2 separate regions of the Homo sapiens genome follow, and region 2 is linked to region 1. A link is a contact called in ENCODE Hi-C data. All regions are on one chromosome and are shown on one strand. Each heading gives the region's core, a stretch centred on a gene start or an enhancer-like site at or near the end of the contact. The rest is flanking DNA. Distances are from core to core; before and after follow the strand shown. Region 1 has its middle 410 kb from the start of LINC00687. Region 2 overlaps SLX4IP (SLX4 interacting protein).

Region 1 (6,627 bases), core at 1,809-4,308:
CAATACTGTCTGCCATGTTCACATATTCTGAGAATGCAGAACAAACTTGTGACTCAGAGGGCTGAGAGAAAGCTGTAAGGAGTTGGGGAAGGGAGCTCAACATTACTGTTATAATTGAACTAAGGGCTCAGGCCTTTATCAGCCCACCAGGCTATCAGACGGCGGGGTAATGTGACTGTAAGTCTTTGCCTACGAATGAGTTCAGTGCATTTCCTGAAAGTAAGTGAAAATTGAATTTATTGGTTTACTTTCTGTTTTCTTGGCAGGTGAGATAGAACAGGTATAAACTCATATTAGTATAAACTAATGAGCAAAAAAATAAAAAAGAAAAGAAAGAAACAGCAATCAAAAGCAACAGAACACAAAGTAAAGAAAAAGATAAATACAGAAAAAAATGAACAAAGGGGTGTCTTGGTTCAGGTTCCTTAGAAGCAGGGCTTAAAACAAGAACTCAGGTGTGCATGATATATTGAGGGAGGACTCGTAGAAGAAGAGAAGAGAGAAACAGGAAGAGGTAGGGGTGTAGACTGAGATGGAATCTAGCCTTAGCCTGATGCAGTGGTAAGCTCTGGAGCATGACCTGAACAAGAGTTGGTGTTAATTTGAGGCAAGAAGACTGTCCTTTCATACTTCAGTGTTAGTTGAGCTTCCTGGATGGGGGTTAAGGGAGAATAGCCCTCAGGCTGATGGCTCTTGCTGAAAGCAGTTCTCTGAGGAGGGAGCGGCTGTGAGCCATTAGCAGCCCACTTACAGCAGCAAGGCAGATGGGTCTGCAAGCCAGCAAAGAATATCTACAAGACACCAACAGTATCCACTCCAGGGGCCTATTGGAGTGATAGCCAGAAATCATCCTCCTTGCCAAGAACCACTCTGCATCTCTCACTCCTTCATTATCTACGTGTGGGATAGATTAATGTGGCCTAAAGCAATGGGCTCTGAAACATTGGTCCCTTGGAAGGTTTGGAATTGCATTTAAAAATTCCCATCCCCTATATCCTAGTAAATTCTACGTTTAAATCGATGTCACCAGAGAAGATCTTCCACATGTGAACAAGAAGACAGGCCCAAGGATGCTTGTTGAAGCATTATTTGCAATGATGAAATAAGATAACATTCTGAAGGTTCACCAATGGGGCAACAGGAAATGAATTGTGATGTGTCATTCCCTAGATCACTGTGTACCAGATAAGTGAACTCACTGATACATATAGAAAACCTGAAGTTGAATGAAAAAAGCAAGATGCAGTGCAATGAAAATAATATGGTATATGTAGATAACATTTTTAAATATAGGCACAAAATATTGTTATGCTTTCATCTCATACACACATACATAAATGTGTTATATATAATACATATTTATTTGTCAAAATATTTTTTAAAGTTTAAAAGAAAATATAGCAGACTCATCAAGGAGGTGAGAATGAAAATGGAATTTGGGATGAGGTCAAAGCGTTTTCAACTATATCTATAATATTGCATTTTTCTAAAAAAAAAATTTTTAAATTTTAAGTAATTAAGCCCCTAAGTAATTAAGCATGCAAGGTAAGGTACTACTAGGAAGTATGCATGTGAGGAACCAATGGGCCAGGGTGTTTTAGCCCTGACCTTGTACACATCCAGTCTGGCTTCATAGACACATGTTGCAGAATGGCAAGGAAATAGTTGGGATAGCAAAGGGTTCAGCAAGAGGTCAAATGGGACAAGGGAAATAAAGAGCAAGATGAAGACTCTGAAGAGGAATCCCCTACTTTCATAGATATTTCTAGAACCATTGTTGGCCCCAGTGACACAGTTTACCAATCTTCAGTTATAGCAATGCTGTTCCCTATGCATATGTACCTTAATCTTACAGATCATTTGTTTCAGGCATTTTTTACTTGATTAGTTTCCAATACATTGTTTAGATTTCTTTAGATTCGGAGAGAAGGCCCAAAACATAAAACAATTTATAATTAGAAGTCTGAAGCTATAAAAGTCACCTAACATTTGTGCATACTATTTTCAAAGATGTGGAATTGTGTTACATACTTAAAACAGCATCCTTCTAAGTGTATTACAATGATCTGCTTTACTCAAAGTCTACTGATCTCTCAAAGACTCCTTGATCTCTCAATATGTTTTATTTTATATAATTCAAAGAGAAAACAAAGGAGGATCCCTTGGTTACGTATCTTCTGGAAATATTGGGTTACAGCTAATCATCTTTCTGTATTGTCTGACTTCTCCAAATCTTTAATATTCCACAGTGGGCTGTGAATGCACAAGTGTGAAACATAGTATGCAATATTTCCCTAACCTATTTGCACAGAGAATTATTTGTTATTGGGGCTTTCCTCCCCACACCAGACTTTAGAAAATACAGACCTAGAATTTAACCAGTAGATCAAATGAAACTTTAGTTTTATGTTTAAAACAAAGTTGAAAAACACGCTTCTCTAATCACATGAGTGTTTTTCTCTTTGGATTGAGACTCCTCTGCCCAAATTTGTATATAGCTTAGTGTGTATAACAGGGGAGGGGAGGGATTTCAACTACTCCTTGGAGCTGTCAAGTACTGAATCCCACTGATTAGCAAGGAGTTTCTCTCAACGTCTGAACAGCTTCTTGCCCTGGAGTAATATGTCGCTGAGTCATAGGGAAACATTGCTTGGTAATAATTGATGTACAGCTAAATCTTCTAAGCACTTTTTAACTATACAAATGCTTCTTGCCCCCACGAACAATGAACAAGAGAAGAGGCTTCCTTTTAACTTTAAATTAACTAGCATTTCAAAGAGTTCCAGAACATCTTTCAAACTCACTTCTCTGAGGACATCTAAATAGGACCAGTGACTCCCTGAAGGCACCTTCTACCCCAGAGCTCTGTTTCCTTTAGATACTGAAGTACAATAAAGTTGCTTTATAGTCATAGAGGAAATAAACAGGCTGCTGTTCTCAAAGAATGCGAAGCCCTTACCTGTGCCTTGAAGATAGGAACGTTTATGAGTCCCAGGGGACAGGGACAGCCCCCGGATGTGAGTAGTTTCCAGAGAAACAAGTTGATCTGAAGTTTTTCCTGGAGAGTTGGAAAATCTGCCACATGTCATCCAGCGCTTATTTCTTTGGTGGGTTTTACACTTGGGTGTCATTCAGCAGTTTTATGAGAGCAAGACAATGGATAGAGAAGCCATAAAAAAAATTCTTCTAGTTCTTTAAGGTATGAGTCATCTTTACCATTGAAACCTTTGGTCACAGCCTGAATAGAAGAGGCAACATGCACTGCTTTTTTTTTTTTTTTTTTTTTTTTTGGTAGGGGTGGAGGGAGAAGAGTTTTCAAATGTGTTGCTTCCATTCAGGAGGGAAAGATTATTTAGGGATCTATTGATTTTTCATATGTGGTTTGATTGCATTTTCCCTCACTTGAGTTTCTGGATGTGCTCATAGATTGAACCTCAGTTATGTGGGAACTTTCAGTGTCAGTTTCTAAGAGTAAGAGGCACGGCAGCATTAATTTGACCTTCTCCATGATAAGGGATCCATTTTAGAAACAGTAATAATAGCTCACACTTGTTGAACACTTATTTGTTGTCAGGACCTGATATAAATGTTTCATATGTCTTTACTTATTTAATGTGCATAGCAGCTACAATGCAGTAGTTGTGGTAGATTGTGCAAAAGTGGCTGCAATTCTCCAACCTTCCCTGTATCTGCATCCCTTTGCAATGTAACTGCAACTCCTTGCATCAAGAGATGAAGTCAATATCCTCACCTTCTAAATCTGGGCTAACTCCCTCGTGGCTCTGTGATTAGAGGTGCTGGCTGACCTTGGGTGGCCCCAGATGGATGGCTCCTCTGGCTTCCTCCACATGGTCTCTTATCCTTCAGCTAACTAGCCCAGGCTTGCTCACCTGGCTGATGGACAGGGTCTAAGAGAAGAAAGACAAGGGCAAGGCCTTTTTGAGGTCTAGGTTCGGAAATGCCACAACAATACTTCTCCTACATGCTGTCAGACAAAGAAAGTCATAGTGGCCAACCCAGATTTGAGGGGTAAACAATAATCTACCTATTGATGGGAGTTGCCACAAAGTCACACTACAAAGGGCCTGAATACAGGAAGAGCCATTTTCCCCCATGGGTTTCAAATGACCATGAGAATCCACATTGCCATCATCTAGAACAGTAAAAAGTGAACTAATGATTAATACATTCAAACATCAGCTCTTCATTAAGTTGCTTCTGAAGTGGATACTGCACAATCTTGTAAATGATTATTCATGGTCTTTTCACATAAGTCACCCAATAGTTTGACATTGTCTTTCAATTTTCTCCTTTATATCATTAGTTCCTTTACTTTTAAGGCAGACTTGGACAAAATTCATTGTTTATTATATAATAAGTATAGTGAGTATACCACTCCAAAGAGGACTGGACAAAGCAAGAAGACAAAAACCTGATGCAGTGCTTTTCAACAAGAAGGTACATATTAGAATTACCTGGGGAATGTTCTCAAACTTCTTTCCCTACCTCCATTCTGAGGCATATGTTTATTTCCAGGGCAAGGAAGATGAAGACAAGCACTTGTGTTCAAACAAGCCCTTGGATAACTCTAATACGCATTTCCTTCACTTCTCCTCCTCAGTTAAGAATGTCTGCCTAACAATTTGATGGAGTTGTTTGAATACCTTTGATAAGGTGAAATTATTGTGGCAGTATAATTAGAACAATGTGTTTTCATACAAGCTCTTCTATGTTATAGCTAAGAAACCTTGAGAAAGTCACTGGTCTTCTGGGAGCCTCAGTTTCTTCATCTCTAAAATGGGGATCATAATAACTTGCCCATCTCAGAGGCTCAAATGAGATAATTAGGAGAAAAAAAGTGCTTTGCAAACTGTAAAACTCTAAAAAACTGAAAGGAATAGAAACGTTTAGTAACTTCCCTTAATTATGCCAAAGCCCTGCAAGTTAGTCTAGAGTATTCTGTATGAAATATTCTAAAAGTGAATCCTGCCATTTCCTGACAGGCGTCAGTCATTTATCTTTCCCATGATCTCTCTGAATGAGACTTTCCAAATCTAGTTAATTCCTATCTTTTAATATACACCACTGTAGTGTTGGAATGCTGCCGGAGATTTGGAAACGGGCTCAGAGATGAAGTTAAGAGGTCATTTTGCTGTTACTGTGCACTTACCACAAAAATGTGGCTTTGTGGTTATTCGACAAAAAGGTGTAATAATTACTTGCAGTGACTGTATAGAGGCATGTTTGAAAAACAGAATTTTAGAGGAAGGAAAGTCAATAACTTACATGTGTGCTGTGAGGAGGGAAATAGAACTAGAAATAGTTTGGAGACGGTTGCTTTTCATAGAGGAGTAGGATCAGACAGATGGGGGGCAAGTTGAAGAGTAAGCTCCCTGAAGGTTAACAGCTTCTCAGTTTTGTGGACACACACACACACACACATCTGAAATTTGATCCAGATTATAATATATGTGAAAAGCAAGTTGTGAGACAGTGTATATCCTTAGATTTCACAAGCCATAGGTAGAAGAGGCCACCACTGTGTTGGAACCCAATATTCTTTCTCAGCGGTGGGAGCAGGACCACCATGTGTACCATTCTATGGGAGCCATCTACACCACAGGCTGAGTGTCAGCCTTGGGTGGGAGAGACACTTATGTGTACATCATTTACACAAAACGATGGATAATTGCCACATTTCAAGTTACCTATTCCATTTGAAGTTGTGAAAGGTAAATGTTTTCACTTCTAAGAAAACTTTGCCCTTTTCTCTCATTTCAGAGGGAACAACACAGAGACTCAGAAAGGATAATCCACTGTCTCTGGTCCCACAGCAGTTGAACCCAGGTAGATAATCAGATCTGAATTGTTCTGTTTTTTTTGTCAACATGTTTCAGAAAGTTATGGTAGCCACCAACTGAGCTATTTCCTAATCCCCTTCTGCTAGAAGTGCCCCTATGTTTGCTCATTACGGTGTTGACGGTTATTTCACTTCTATACTTAGGGGGCCTTCGGGGATTCTACCGGCGACTTCTCAGAAGCCGTATTTATGCACTACCCAGAAGGAAAGGCCTGCAGTGTCTAAAATAGTTATAAAATGTCTGTGAGATTTGAGTGGGGTCTGCTTTTTTCTCCTTTCTTTTCTTTTTTACTCCCTCTGCCTTGTTTCATTTTATGACCACTCACTGGTAAACTGACGCTGGAACAGCAGGTTGAAATGCCTTTCAAGCGCTTTGATTGCCACCATGAAAACAAACTGCTTTTTGGCCTTGTGTAGACACGATGTCTGAGAATTATTATAGTCAGTCTTTGCTCATGATTCCATGAAACTCTCCAATTCTGCAGCAAGCCCCATATTGCAGCTTTTCCAATTCACAGCCCAGCATACATGCAAGATTCCTTGGAGTATCTTTAAGATTTTGGGTTCTATAAAACAGCTCCCGCTCATAAAAGCACACACAAACTTACCATTGTTGAGTGTTTTTTAAATAGAATCAGGAACGAATCTGTGACCTTGTGGCCCTGAGGTGGGAACACTATCTATAAAGTTGCCCAGACATTCTGCCTGTCAGTAGGACATTTTCATTGAACATAAGTATAAAAAAAGAAGGAGCCAGAATAGGCCAA
Region 2 (6,627 bases), core at 1,122-3,621, 940 kb before region 1:
TAAAGATAGTGGGGAACATGGAGATAATCTCATTCCAGCTTATAGTTTTGCAGTTGAAGAAACTAAAGCCCTGAATGGAAAATGACTGAGATCACCGAGTTGATAGTCACCAGCAGAGCACCGTCCCCACTGTGGAACAGTGACCACCATGGGTGAAATTGCTCTGATTTTGGGCTGTAATTTATCTGAACCAGTAAGTTGGACAGCCTTGGCAACACTATAAAGTAGAGGGTCGCTCTCCTGTACCTCATTTCCCAAGTGTGGTAGGATATCGCCTTGATACAGACCAGATTCTCTTCCTGTTAAAGAAAAGTAGTTTGCAGCTGATTCACTATGTGGACGAAGATCCATCCAGAAAGATGTTCATTGCAGCATTGTTTACAGTGGTGAAAAAATGGGGACAGTTGGTCCCGCATTGGGATGATGAATACATTTTTTTTTTTTTTTTAAGCCACAGAGTCTCACTTTCTTGCCCAGGCTGGAATGCAGTGGTGCGATCATAGCTCACTACAAAGCCCTGGCTCAAGCAGTCCTCCCCTTCGGCTTTCCCAGTATCTGGGACTACAGGTGTGTACCACCATGCCTAACTATTTTTTAATTTTAAAAATTTCTTTAGAGGCAGGGCCTTGCTTTGCTGCCCAGGCTGGCCTCAAACTTCTGCCTCGGCCTCCCAAATTGCTGGGATTACAGGTGTGAGCCACTGCACCAGCCTGATGAATAAATTTTGACACAGCAATATAATAGAATATTATGCAGCTATTAACATTCTGTGTACAGAATTTTAAATAACAAGGTCATTGAAAAAGTCACTGGTCATTTTTGAGCCTAATGTTATAATATTAAGTCAAACAGGCAGAATTAAAAGGAAGAATAACAATATAATTTTAAATTTTTAAAATTTCCTTTTTAAAAGAAGAAAATGGTCAAAGCATTTACTAGTCACTCTTCTTGATTGGTGAAGGGAAAGAGGCTGTGTGCCGTCCATGCACTGGATACTACATCTGTCATGTCTGTGACACTGCCATGTGGTTTTTACCCTTGATTTGTATTCAGACTGAACAAATGATCCCCAAGCCCTTAGGGTGCTAAAGAGTGCATGAGCCATACTCCTTGTGGCCACACACACCTTTCATCCTGGATAATGGGCAGCTGGGGCCACAGGCCCATTGTGCAGTCAAGTATCTTGCTTCCTGCTAGTATCAGCGGGGAGCACGGAGCCCTGCTGGTGGAGCCTGTCCAGCTCTACTAAAGATAGAGCAAGCTGCAGTGAAAGAGAGCCTGGCCATGGCCTTAGGTGCCTTGCAAATTATTGTTGTTATTATTATTATTATTATTATTTTTATTATTTTTTTTTTTTTTGAGATGCAGTCTCGCTCTGTCACCAGACTGGACTGCAGTGGCGCAATCTCGGCTCACTGCAACCTCCACCTCCCGGGTTCAAGTGATTGTCCCGCCTCAGCCTCCCAAGTAGCTGGGACTACAGGCGCCCACCACCATGCATGTCTAACTTTTTGTATTTTTAGTAGAGACAGGGTTTCACCATGTTCGCCAGGATGGTCTCGATCTCTCGACCTCATGATCCACCTACCTTGGCCTCCCAAAGTGCTGGGATTACAGGCGTGAGCCATCGCACCCGGCGGTGCCTGGCAAATTATTAATGGGCCCAGGGTGAATGGACGCAGCATGAATTGGGCACACTGTACCTTTGAAGGACCCTGCCAGCCAAAACCACTGGGCCTGTTGTTGGAGACAGGGCCGCTTCCCGGGTGACTTTATCAGAGAACCTGGCTTTGGTGCCGTGTTCTTGTCCCTCCATTTACCTTTTTGGCAAAATGGAACCAAGTTGTGTCCTTATTCTGTTCTGAGTTGATGGTGGTCCTTTAAAACTTAAAAAGTTTGCAATATGTTGTTCTCATAATCTGCTGACACCTATTTACTCTCTGGTGTATCCTACATATTTCCCCGTTCTTAAGATGGGGCTGATGGTGTGCGTTCCCAAAGCTTTCTTCATCATAGTCTCAGATAAAAACACATGGCACTGGCAGTCTTAGTCAGATCCTCACTCTCCTGCAATCCCTTCTGAATCCTCCATGCCATGGGGCTCACACTGCCCTAGGGATACTGTCAGGGATGTTGAACTCCATGAGACTGTCTGTTCACCTGACTCCCAGGCAGACAGTAAGGCGATCAGGCTTTTCCTTAAGTTGAGCTGAAAGCTGAAATCTGCCTCCTTGAAACCTACCTCCAGCTGTTTTAATTTTGCCAGCAGAGTATGTCCAGCTCTTCACCAGTAACAGCAAGCACAAATGACTAATTTAAGAAAAGCAGTACAGCAGCTGGACGTGTTCCATCTTCTTTGATGCTCACCACCTCCCTGTGAGGAAAGTACTCTTACTACCCCAGCTTCGCAGATGACACTTGGAAAACGTAAGGACCCACAGTTAGGTGGCCAGACTGAGAGCAGAGTGCTGAGTCACCACACGGTGCTGACTCACCCTCTTCACGTGACAGCCCTTCCTGTGTGTGGAGACCACAGTGGTTTTCTTCTTCTCTAGTAAATAGTTGAGTTCCTTTGACCATTCCATGTGTAATAATGTTCATTAAGTATGAAACTAAAATTTATTGAAATTTAACATGAAATTGTTGCATAGTAAAAACTCATGCCTATCATAAGAGAAGTAATTTGGTATTTTTTTCTTGTCAGATAATAGCATACAAATGTGAGATTATGGGATTGGAAAGCAATGTCTCTGAGTTACTTGAGTCTAGAACAGGGGTTGGCAAAATTTTTCTGTAAATAGCCAAATAATACATCCTTTAGACTTTGTGAGTGATAGAGTTTCTGTTGCATTAACTCATCTCTGCCATTATTGCACAAAAGCAGACATAGGCAATATGTAAACAAGTGAGCATGGCTGTGTTCTAGTAAAATGTTATTTGCAAAAACAGGCAACAGCTGGGTTTTGACCTTGGCTTATAATTTTCACTTAATGGGGTTTTTCTTGATAATGAGAAAGAATTTACAAGTGGGTGCTAAGTAGGAGAATCCTAGATGTTTTGTTATAATTATTAATAGCACCCCTTTTTAGTTTCAAAAATGTCTTGGTCAATAAATTAACGTATTGTCATCCTGGTATTATGTCACTTTAAGTATTTTTTTTTAAAGAGATGGGTTTTGCTCTGTCAACCAGGCTGGAGTTCAGTGGTACAATCATACCTCTTCTGGGCTCAAATGATCTCCTGCCTCAGCCTTCCAAGTAGCTAGGACTACAGCTGTGCCCCACCATCCCTGTCTAATTTTATATATATATAGGTGTGTGTATATATACATTATATATATATAAAATATATATAGTATTATATATTATATATAGTATATATAGTATTTTTTATATATAGTATATATATTGTGTATATATATTTTATATATAGTATATATAGTGTATATATATTTTATATATAGTATATGTATTGTGTATATATATTTTATGTATATATATACACACACACACTCTATATATATATATATATATATATATATATATATATATATATATAGTTGTTGTTGTTATTGCCTAGGCTGGTCTTGAACTCCTGGCTTCAAGCACTTCTCCCTCCTGCCTTAGCTTCCCAAAGTGGTAGAATTTCAGGTGTGAGTCACCACACCCAGCCACTTTAAATTTCTTAATGAGACTAAGGTGAAATAGAAACTTTGGTTTATGTCCTTACCATGGTCAGTCATTTTTTGTTACAACAGAACTTTTCTGCATCAGGTGACTTTTCCATAGATTTCTATCCTGTCCTAGTCCAGGAAGAGGTCCTGGCAGTGAAGGAAAACTCAAGGAGGGAAAACGAAGACCTCCTAGAGGAGCATCCCTAGCTTACTTTTTGGGAGTAGTGCCTGTGTGCTGGACACTGTACCAAAGGCTTTATATATGGCCTATCTTAGGAAACAGCTGCTAACCCCAGGAGTTAAGTATGATTATTATTTCAGTTTTACTGACGAGGAAACTGAAGCACAGAAGCTTAGGAAATTTGCCTAGGGTCACAGAGCTGGAAATTTGGTTTGGATTCAGGCCTACACTGTCTGGCTCCAGAACCCAAGCTGGGAGATTGAACAGGTGTGAAATAATTAAATCTAATAAATCAGTCAAATCAAAGCAGGAGAAGATTGGGATGAGGTTAAGAGGTGGAAGACATACCTCTCATCCTATCCATCTTAGGTACAAACATCATGGAAGTCGGGGGTATTAGCTGCACCTTTTCATTACAAAATCCTTAGGCCTGCTGGTTAAGAGAAATCTCAGGGCACTGGAGAGACTTGAGGGCAGAAGATGCCAGGTGGGCAAGGGCATCCTTGGATTTAGGAAGAGTAGGAGGCTGCCTTTTGCATTAGAGCTGCCTCTGGCATTCCCAGGGTTTTGTCTGGCTGGGCCCAAGGGCTAGAAGGACTGGAGGAGTCCTAGCTGTGCCTATCACTGGCCATTGCCCCTCTGCAGCAGAGTAGTCAGTATGCAGCACAGCATCTGCCTGGCACTTAAGATGTGCATCTCTGTGGGACACCTGTGGCTTCTAGCGAGGACAGTGGAGGGAGAGTGGCCCACACTAGTCTCTGGACTCTTATACTTTAGGCCCCCTACTTCTAGCTCAGTGATTTAAGGAGAACACCAAGTTGTACATAATTTTCAAAGGGAGGGGAGTTGCCTTCTTTAGATAAACCTATGCCAAAAGGAAATCTTTAAAAATAATTCCCATCAGCTCTTATTATTTCTGGGTGGTATTTTTTTGTACATTTTCCAAAGCAGTGACCCTAACCACAATGAGGACAGTCATTTGGAGCTTTTGCAAGCTACTCATTCAAAGAAAAGTGCAAAGAAGGGTGCCTCTAGGTTTGGTTACAAAACTCTACCGGGGAGTGGGAGGTGAGAGTGGGAAACCGGTGAATATGCCTCCTGGCCCCAACTTTTTAAAATGTATCCTTTGAGGTGTATTCTATTTGGTGCATTTTCCCAGATTTTGAATGTTGCCCCAGGACAACTGTCTTAAGTTCGTTTTGGCATCAGGACAAATGAGAGGATGTTTCCTGTTTGCCTGACTCTTGCCCCAACTTCTTTCTCTGTTCTGTTAAGCTCTTGGCTAAATTCTTTCCTCTTGTATTCCACATTTTAACTGACATTAGGGCACCAAGTGCAAAAATCTGCAAACAGTTAGCTTTCCTGTTTGAGCATTCTGGTCAGATTATGCTGAAGTTAAAGTTCTTGTAGCACGGAAGGATCACCCTCTGTACAATGCATTAAGTATTTAATAACTGTACTAATAATTACAAACACTTTTAATGGGCCACTTGGGAGCCTTAATGTGGTTAAAAAATGTATTTCTTCTCTGTCAAGTTAACTTGTGTCAAATTGAGAGAAATTCTTCTAAGCAGCTTTGAAAGGTTTGAGCTTCATAAGCCTAGGAGCAAGTAGCATATTGTGAAAGTAGTTTTTATGTAAGAAGAGACAACAGAAATAGGGTGAGTATTAATGTAGTGCTTTGTACATTTCCTTTATAGTTTTGTATTTTTTAGGTGGAGAAGTGTCCCACCACCCTGTTGCATCCGCTGTATGTCAGGTTAAGCAATTTTTAGTAGGATTGGCAGCAAAACCAACTTTGGAACACAGGACTCTCTGGCTTCAAGATCTCTTCTTTGGGAATGTGGACAATTTGGATTTGGCCATTTTTGAAGTATTTTAGAAAATAGGACACTCTTGAGGGGCAGAATTGAAGGTCGATGCGTCTTTTGTTAAATTCACATTTATTTGTAAGTTGAAGCTTTTTTTTTTTTTTTTTTTTTTGAGACGGAGTCTTACTCTTGTCACCCAGGCTTGAATGCAGTGGTGCAATCTCGACTCACTGCAGCCTCCACCTCTTGAGTTCAACCTGTTCTCCTGCCTCAGCCTCCCAAGTCGCTGGGATTACAGGCAGCTGCCACCATGCCCAGCTAATTTTTATATTTTTAGTAGCGACGGGGTTTCACCATGTTGGCCAGGCTGTTCTCGAACTCCTGATCTCAGATGATCTGCCAACTTCAGCCTCCCAAAGTGCTGGGATTACAGGCATGAGCCACCGTGCCAGACCTAGCTGAAGCATGTTTTTGAGAAATTATTTTCTGGTGAAACAGGTGTGCCTTTGAAGTGATATAGTTGCTTTCCAAAGCTCAGAAAGAAAGTATTAAAACAAGGATAAAGTCCTATAATGTAATTACCAGTTTTACTTTGTTTTGGCTTATTTAAAAGTGTTGGCTCCTTACTCCAAATGAGATCCAGTCAAAACACTTACAATTATAGTGTGCATACATTAAGGACTTAAGAAACTGTTATTTCTCAGGTATTTGGAAGGAAATGATGTCTTCTGGATGAAATTCATGGCATAAGCATAGCTCATTTAGTTCACTAGCCTGAATATTCTATCTGAATGGTAACTTTTTTAAATTTAAAAACTTTGCTTTTAGGTGTATTTGTATGGTTGGTATCAGATGATTATTTCTTTCTGAAAGCTGATATTTTAAGAGAGATAAAGTCTTTACACCTGATTTTGCTGTGTGAGAACAGCTCTCTCACATGTTACTTGAGGTTTTTTTGTTGT

Evidence for each region. Hi-C counts contacts between places; a loop is a spot of excess contacts on that map. Pooled maps may share reads with other maps.
Region 2: a map with no recorded cell type shows a loop between it and region 1 (10-fold over the local background). The contact joins two enhancer-like sites. A Hi-C loop is called at or near these places in 2 of 37 single-sample maps with no recorded cell type and 4 of 50 pooled maps.

Annotation. Positions count from the first base shown.
Region 1 is chr20:11,452,518-11,459,144 of GRCh38, forward strand. No RefSeq gene overlaps it. Among named protein-coding and RNA genes, the nearest start is that of LINC00687, 410 kb to the right of the region's middle. Within about 2 kb of position 3,059, at least 8 of the 41 ENCODE cell types and tissues checked have a DNase peak (open chromatin) inside an H3K27ac peak, as active enhancers do.
Region 2 is chr20:10,509,265-10,515,891 of GRCh38, forward strand. The region is part of intron 2 of SLX4IP (SLX4 interacting protein); the gene reads left to right. Among named protein-coding and RNA genes, the nearest start is that of SLX4IP, 77 kb to the left of the region's middle. RefSeq lists enhancers at 2,157-2,636, 2,377-2,671. Within about 2 kb of position 2,372, at least 29 of the 41 ENCODE cell types and tissues checked have a DNase peak (open chromatin) inside an H3K27ac peak, as active enhancers do.